Regions from separate parts of the Homo sapiens genome. Here region 1 is linked to region 2. Evidence: chromatin contacts called from ENCODE Hi-C data. All regions are on one chromosome and are shown on one strand. Each heading gives the region's core, a stretch centred on a gene start or an enhancer-like site at or near the end of the contact. The rest is flanking DNA. Distances are from core to core; before and after follow the strand shown.

The links. A loop is a pair of places that touch in the nucleus more often than their neighbours do. Pooled maps may share reads with other maps.
Region 1: a loop to region 2 is called in a pooled map, with 4 times the contacts of the local background. The contact joins two enhancer-like sites. A Hi-C loop is called at or near these places in 2 of 37 single-sample maps with no recorded cell type and 10 of 50 pooled maps.

Annotation. Positions count from the first base shown.
Region 1 is chr1:230,266,733-230,269,926 of GRCh38, forward strand. All of the region lies in intron 14 of GALNT2 (polypeptide N-acetylgalactosaminyltransferase 2), which reads left to right. It overlaps LOC124904542, which reads right to left. Exons shown (of 5, transcript XR_007066928.1): 2 at 2,903-2,993; 3 at 1,571-1,762. Among named protein-coding and RNA genes, the nearest start is that of PGBD5, 160 kb to the right of the region's middle. RefSeq lists enhancers at 474-984, 985-1,493, 1,494-2,003, 2,004-2,512 and a silencer at 1,748-1,977. Within about 2 kb of position 1,784, at least 9 of the 41 ENCODE cell types and tissues checked have a DNase peak (open chromatin) inside an H3K27ac peak, as active enhancers do.
Region 2 is chr1:229,842,491-229,845,630 of GRCh38, forward strand. The region is part of intron 3 of LOC105373162 (a long non-coding RNA gene); the gene reads right to left. Among named protein-coding and RNA genes, the nearest start is that of LINC01682, 42 kb to the right of the region's middle. Within about 2 kb of position 1,486, at least 9 of the 41 ENCODE cell types and tissues checked have a DNase peak (open chromatin) inside an H3K27ac peak, as active enhancers do.

The DNA of each region.
Region 1 (3,194 bases), core at 534-3,033, 420 kb after region 2:
TAGCCAGGGCCTGGCCCTGGTTCCCCTAAATCTCCAGCCCTTAAATAGAAGATACTTGGCGTTGATGAGTTAGAAAATGAGAGAGAGCCTCATTTTCTCGTGTGGTTTTGGTAGAGTTGATCCTGGATTCTCCGTATCAGCGTCAACAGTCTCGATGGTTCAGAATAGCTAAATGTGATGCTATGTTTGGGTAAGAGCCAATGGGTCAGGTTTGCCGACAGATATGAGTGTGCTTCCAGTGCCTGTGCACGTGTGTGACACACACACACACACACACACACACACAATAGCACATATGCTCATCACGTTCTCACACAACAGCTCTCTTCTCCTGATTCCCGGGCTCAGTCCCCCTCTCTTCCTTGTGCACATGCACCTAGACTCATGTGCTGCTTCTTTCTTCTTTTTCTGTTACTCAGATGCAGAGCTTGTTTTGCTCTCTGTTTCGTGTACATGACTTCATATCATTGATCTCTGTCCTTTTGATAAATATTGTTGGAGGGTTTTTTACTTGGCAGTACTATTTTGCTAGAGAAAGGGATTAGAAGGCAAACAAAGCAATCCCTTGCCTTCCAGAACTCACAGTTGAGCAGAGGAGCCACTGTGGGTTATGAAACAGAGGAGGCACCTGCTCACCTCTGTGCTGTCCAGGTGGCTGCGCCTCCTGTTATTCCGGCTGCCCTCACCTCCATGTTTAATCACTGGGCTTCCCTCTGCTGTGTGGCAGGACTGCATGCCATTCCCAGGCTCCCAGGGCCTGGCGTCTGTGTGTAGCCTCTGGGCTGTGAGGACACTCCCCAGGGAGCAGGCTTCAGGTGTGGGTGCACACACAAGCCAGCCTTCAGCTATAGCCTGAGGGACCAGTTTTAGGTATTTCACACTGTAGCAGGTCAGCCCCCCTGGGTACTCGTCACAGGCCCCACCCGTGTCAGGAGTCACCTGGAGGGAGGAACCCATACAGGGGGAGGGAAGAACAAACAGAGTGGAAGACGAAGCGGGTGAAAGGAGGAGGAGCCAGCTGGTATTGGTGGGGTGGGCAGAGGCGGAGGGGAAGGTGCCATCCCCACCGTGTCCATGCTTCTGTGTCCTTGTAGCTCCTCCATCCAAGACCCTGCTGTTAACTGTGTTCTCAGTCACTGCTGGGAAGCGGGGGGCCCAGGGGACTCACTCAGAGGTGATGGAGGGCGCCGTGCGGTGCTGCTGTGGGTCCCGCTGTGGTCCAGGTGTGACTGGAGGAGGCGTCTCCGCTGGCTGTGTTCCTTCTACACTGATAACAGCGTGTTTATTTCCATGGTTTGGGCTTTGTTCTTGAGATCTGGAAAGCAGTGAGCTTGGGGAGAGATGTTTTATGTGTTTCCATCTAGAACCATAGTGAAAATCCACCGAAATGCCCTCAGAAAAGTGGAGCTCTGTGAGGGAGGGGGAAATGATGGGTCTCATTCTCAGCAAGCTGGGTTTCATCTAAACCGGACAGACGGTGCTGCAAGGCTTGGTCGATCACACAGCATTAATGCAGATTTCACCAAATGCAGACATGTGGATAATTCGTGTAGGGTTGGGTGAAGCTTACCTCTGGTCTGTGGATGACAAAACGGACGAGGTGCCCACCCAGGTTCCGTACTGTCTGGGTGTTGGGCCTCTTGTGATCCCTGGCCAGCCTCACCTCCGTGTTTAATCTCTGGAGTTCCCACTGTCACTCTGCAGTGTTCTGATGATTTATGGAAGGTTGGAGAGGTCACTCCTTTCTGTGTCAGCGCCTCTGCTGGAAAGCGACACACCTTACGCTACAGCACATTAAACAGAAGCGTGTGCTCAGGCCCCGGCCGAGAGAGTTCGTCATCAGAGTCTCGGGCCCCAGCTTCATCCCCTGTGCGTCAGGCTCTGTGACTGGCTCACCCCCCGCCAGCATTGCACCTTAATTACCGCACAGCTAGTAACACGAGACAGAGTCTGGGCCCTGTGGAGGTGGCAGGTCTACGGGAACCAAAGACTTTGTCTGTGTAGCTGCTGCCTGTGACCCTCCTCACCTGCCCTCAGGAGGACAGCCTGTGTCCCGCCTTCAGGGCTGTGGCCCTCACCCCCCGGTCCTGCCCAGTAGAGAGTCTCCAGGATTCCTCTCTGCACAGTGCTGAGGGCAGCCACAGCACAGACCTTTGACACAGAGCGCCCATTCCTTGCCTCTGCACCAACTTCAGGGGTCAGCAAAGGGCTGTGCCAAGGAGTGAACAAGATCGGGTCTGCAGGGTGTGTCTCCCACTCTGCTTTTGCTTTTCCTTCTTGCTGTTGTGCAGCCATTACTGTTCTCACATGTGGGCTTTCCCTTCCTTTCCAGCAGTAAGTGCTGACTCCCTGCTCACTCTCTGTCCCCCTCCAATGGCCACATCCTGGGATTGCTCAGAGAAATTTTTTTTTTCTTTTTTTTTTTTTGAGACGGAGTTTGGCTGTGTTGCCCAGGCTTTTTTTTTTTTTTTGAGACGGAGTTTGGCTGTGTTGCCCAGGCTGGAGTGCAGTGGTGCAATCTCGGCTCACTGCCACCTCCGCCTCCCAGGTTCAAGCCATTCTCCTGCCTCAGCCTCTCAAGTAGCAGGGATTACAGGCACGTGCCACCACACCCGGCTAATTTTTGTATGTTTAGTAGAGACGGGATTCCACTATGTTGGCCAGGCTGGTCTCGAACTCGTGACCTCAAGTGATCCACATGCCTCAGCCTCCCAAAGTGCTGGGGTTACAGGCGTGAGCCACCACAACCAGCCTGCCCAGAGAACTTTTACAAAATGCTGATGCCAGGTGCTATGCCCAGAGAGCCTGATCTAATTTGTCTAGGGTCAGAGGGCACCACCAGATCTCTAAGAGCTAACAAGTGATTCTAAATGAGGATTTGGCCTGCTGTAGTGGTACACACCTGTAATTTCAGCACTTTAGGAAGCCAAGGCAGGAGGATTGCTTGAGGCCAGGAGTTCAAGACCAGGCTGGACAACATAGGGAAGCTCCGTCTTTACAAAAAAAAAAAAAAGATTAGCCAGTTGTGATGACCTGTGCCTGTAGTCCAAGCTACTCAGGAGGCTGAGATGGGAGGATTGCTAAAGCCCAAGAGGTCGAGGCTGTAGTGAGCTGTGATTGCACCACTACACTCCAGCCTGAACAACAGAGTGAGACCATGTTCCTAAAATAATGTAAAATAAATTAGGGCCGGG
Region 2 (3,140 bases), core at 236-2,735:
TGATAATGCTTTTCTCCTTAAAGTCTGATATAAATGTCATGATGTCAGCTTTCTTTTGGTTAATATTACCTGGTATATCTTTCAGTGTTACTTCGTTTTCACCCTTTCTGGGGTTAAGAGGTGGTGTAATACAAAGGCTAAATGTATGGGCTCTAGGAGGGGCCTTCCTGGGTTCAAATCACACTCTCATTAGTTATTTAATCTCAGGCAAATTATTTCACTTCCTTATGATTAACTTTTATTATTATTATTATTTTTTGAGACAGGGTCTCACTCTGTTGCCCAGGCTGCAGTGTAGCTGCATGGTCACGGCTCTCTGCAGCCTCAACTTCCCAAGCTCAGGCGATTCTGCCAACTCAGCCTCCCAAGTAGCTGGGACTATAGGCACATGCCACCACGCCTGGCCAATTTTTGTATTTTTTTGGAGAGATGGGGTTTTGCCATGTAGCCTAGGCTGGTCTTGAACTTCTAGGCTCAAGCAATCAGCCTGCCGTGGCCTCCCACAGTGTCCTTATGATTTACTTTTCTTATCAAAACAGTCTCTGTCTCACTGGGCTATTGGGAAGATTAAATAGATAAATACGGCGTAGTCAGAACAGAACAGTGCTTGGCACATGGTGAGGACCACGTAAGTGTTTACTCATTGTGATTAGATACAGCTCTTATAGATAGTGTATTGCTGGACTTAGGAAAACAAGAATGATAATCTTTGCTTATTAGTTTAAGAGTTTGGCCCATTTACACTTGTTTCAATTATTGATATAATTTTATTCATTTATATAAGAAAAATAAAAAAACCATAATTTTAAAATAATTTTATTTATTCATATGATTTTATTTTGTACTCCTGTCCTATCTTGTCTCTCCATTCCCCCTGCCCTCATCCTTTCTTGTCTTTTATTGGACTGATTGAATTATTCTTCTCTCATTTCACTTTTTCCTCCCTCTAAAAGTTTGAAAATTATGCATTTTAGTTCTGTTATTTTGGTGGTTACCCTAGATATTTTAATATCTATATTTAACTTGACAGAGTCCTCTAGAACAGTAAAAGGACCATAAAACACTGTACTGTTAGTCATATCCCTCCAGGATTATGCTGCTTTTGTCTAGAATTTCGTTTCCAGCTTGAGCTTTTTCTTAATCCTACAAATTGAGTATCATTGCTATTGTTTGATACAGTCAGTAATTACTTAATTTTCACATGGCTGCCATTTCTTTGTTCACCATCTTTTTTTTGCACCTCCGACCTTTTGGTGGGAGGGATCATTTTCCCTATTCCTAAATGCTGTCTTATTAAAGAAGTTCCTTTCATGAGAATCAGTTGGTAACAGATTCTAACAGTTTTGGTTTATCAGTATATGTTTTTACTTTGCCTTTGTCCTTGGAAGAGTGGCAGGAGTTTCAGTGCTTCCTGAACATTCACATGCTCTTCCCCTCCCCTGCAACATCTTCCCTTGCAGCTGGGTGGAGCCCTGTGAGTCACTCTGGCTGATGGACTGGGAGCCGGAGCCACAGGTGTCATTTCTGGACTGAGGCACAGTGAGCATCTCCAGCATGACCCTTTAGCTCTTCTCCTTCTCTGGTGATTCTGCAGGCCATGTGTTGAGATGGTGGAGCCTCAAGATGTAGGCAGCCTGGATTGATGAGTCACTCACTGTATGGTACACAATGTCCTGGAGAGTCACTTGATTAATAGGAGATTTTGGACAAACATAAAATAAATCTTTGTGTAAAAAGTCGGTGATATCTTGGCTCAGTTGTTATTAGCCTATGCAGTCTCGTAAAACCAGAACTTTCCCTTAGGATATTGAAAATATTGTTGTATTGTTTTCTGGATACCATTACTGCTGTTGATTTTATGAAATTGTCATTCTTTTTGTTGATAATCTGCTTTTCTTTCCATCGACTTTTAGTGCTTTTAGTGTCTTTGGTGTGGAGGGAAGGCATGGCAGGAGGCAAATCTCCAAATTTTTCTTGGCCAACCCAGCTCTCTCCCCTCTTGCCTGCAATTCTCAGAGAGAAGGTACTGAGAATGCAACACCCTGAGATAAGCAGGAACCATCTGAAACAGGCTGGGATTTATCCATCCAGGACATCTTCCTAGAACAGGATATCCTGCAAAGCTTGGGCTCAGCAAACCATGTTGCCCCTGGGGTATAAAAACCAAAACACAGCCCTTTCAGGGTCTCTCGGCTGGGATGCGAAGTGAGGCACGTGTAGACAAGACTCCATCTGCCCTGGGCAGCTTTCCTGAACCCGAGGGACTGGTTTGCCATGGATCCTCGGCTTCTGTTTATCTTTGCTGCTCACCTGTGAGTTGTAAATCTGCTTTGCCTGACTTGTGTGACAGTTCCATCTCACCAGACTCACTGGGACAGCCGGGCTAGTGCAAAACCTCCTGCTAGACCTGGAAGCCTGCCATATCTAGGAACCTTAGCAGAAAATGCAAGGACTTTTGAGTGTTCCTCTAGGATTAGCAACAGGTACACAGTGTTCCCCTCACAGGGATTGATACTGATGTATGTTATTCTGCTTCACAGGCACTGTTTAGAGTTTTGCAGACTGAGTGTTCATTTCTTATTGTTTATTGTTCTTGAGATTCCTTGGTGTTGCTGAATCTAAGGATTGGTGTCTTTCATCAATTCTAGAAATTTGTTGGTCATTATTTCTACAAAGTGTGGCTTTTCTCTGCTGTTTCTATTATGTTCTTCTGATGTTCTAAAAACATATATTTTGGGTCTTCTTTCTTGGTGATTTATTTCCGTTGATACCTCTTTTTCATGTTCTCTGTTTGTCTCATTTTGTGTGCTATTTCTTAATATTTACTTTCCAGTTCACCAATTTTCTCTTTGAATCTGATACGTTATTTAAGTCATTCATTGAGTTTCTAATATCAATTATATTTTCCCTTTTTAGAAGTTTTGCTTGGTACTTTTAGGATCTACCTAGTGATTTTATAGTCTTTTGTTCTTCACTTAGATATTTTTCTGAAATTCCCTGGTATTTCTTTAAATGTAATAATAGATTTTTTTTTTTCTGTATCTGATGATTGCCATACCTGTTGTTTTTGCAGTACTTATTTTGTGGTTTGTAGCTTCTGCTGACTTTCTCATGGTGACTTACTTCCTCATATATTTAGT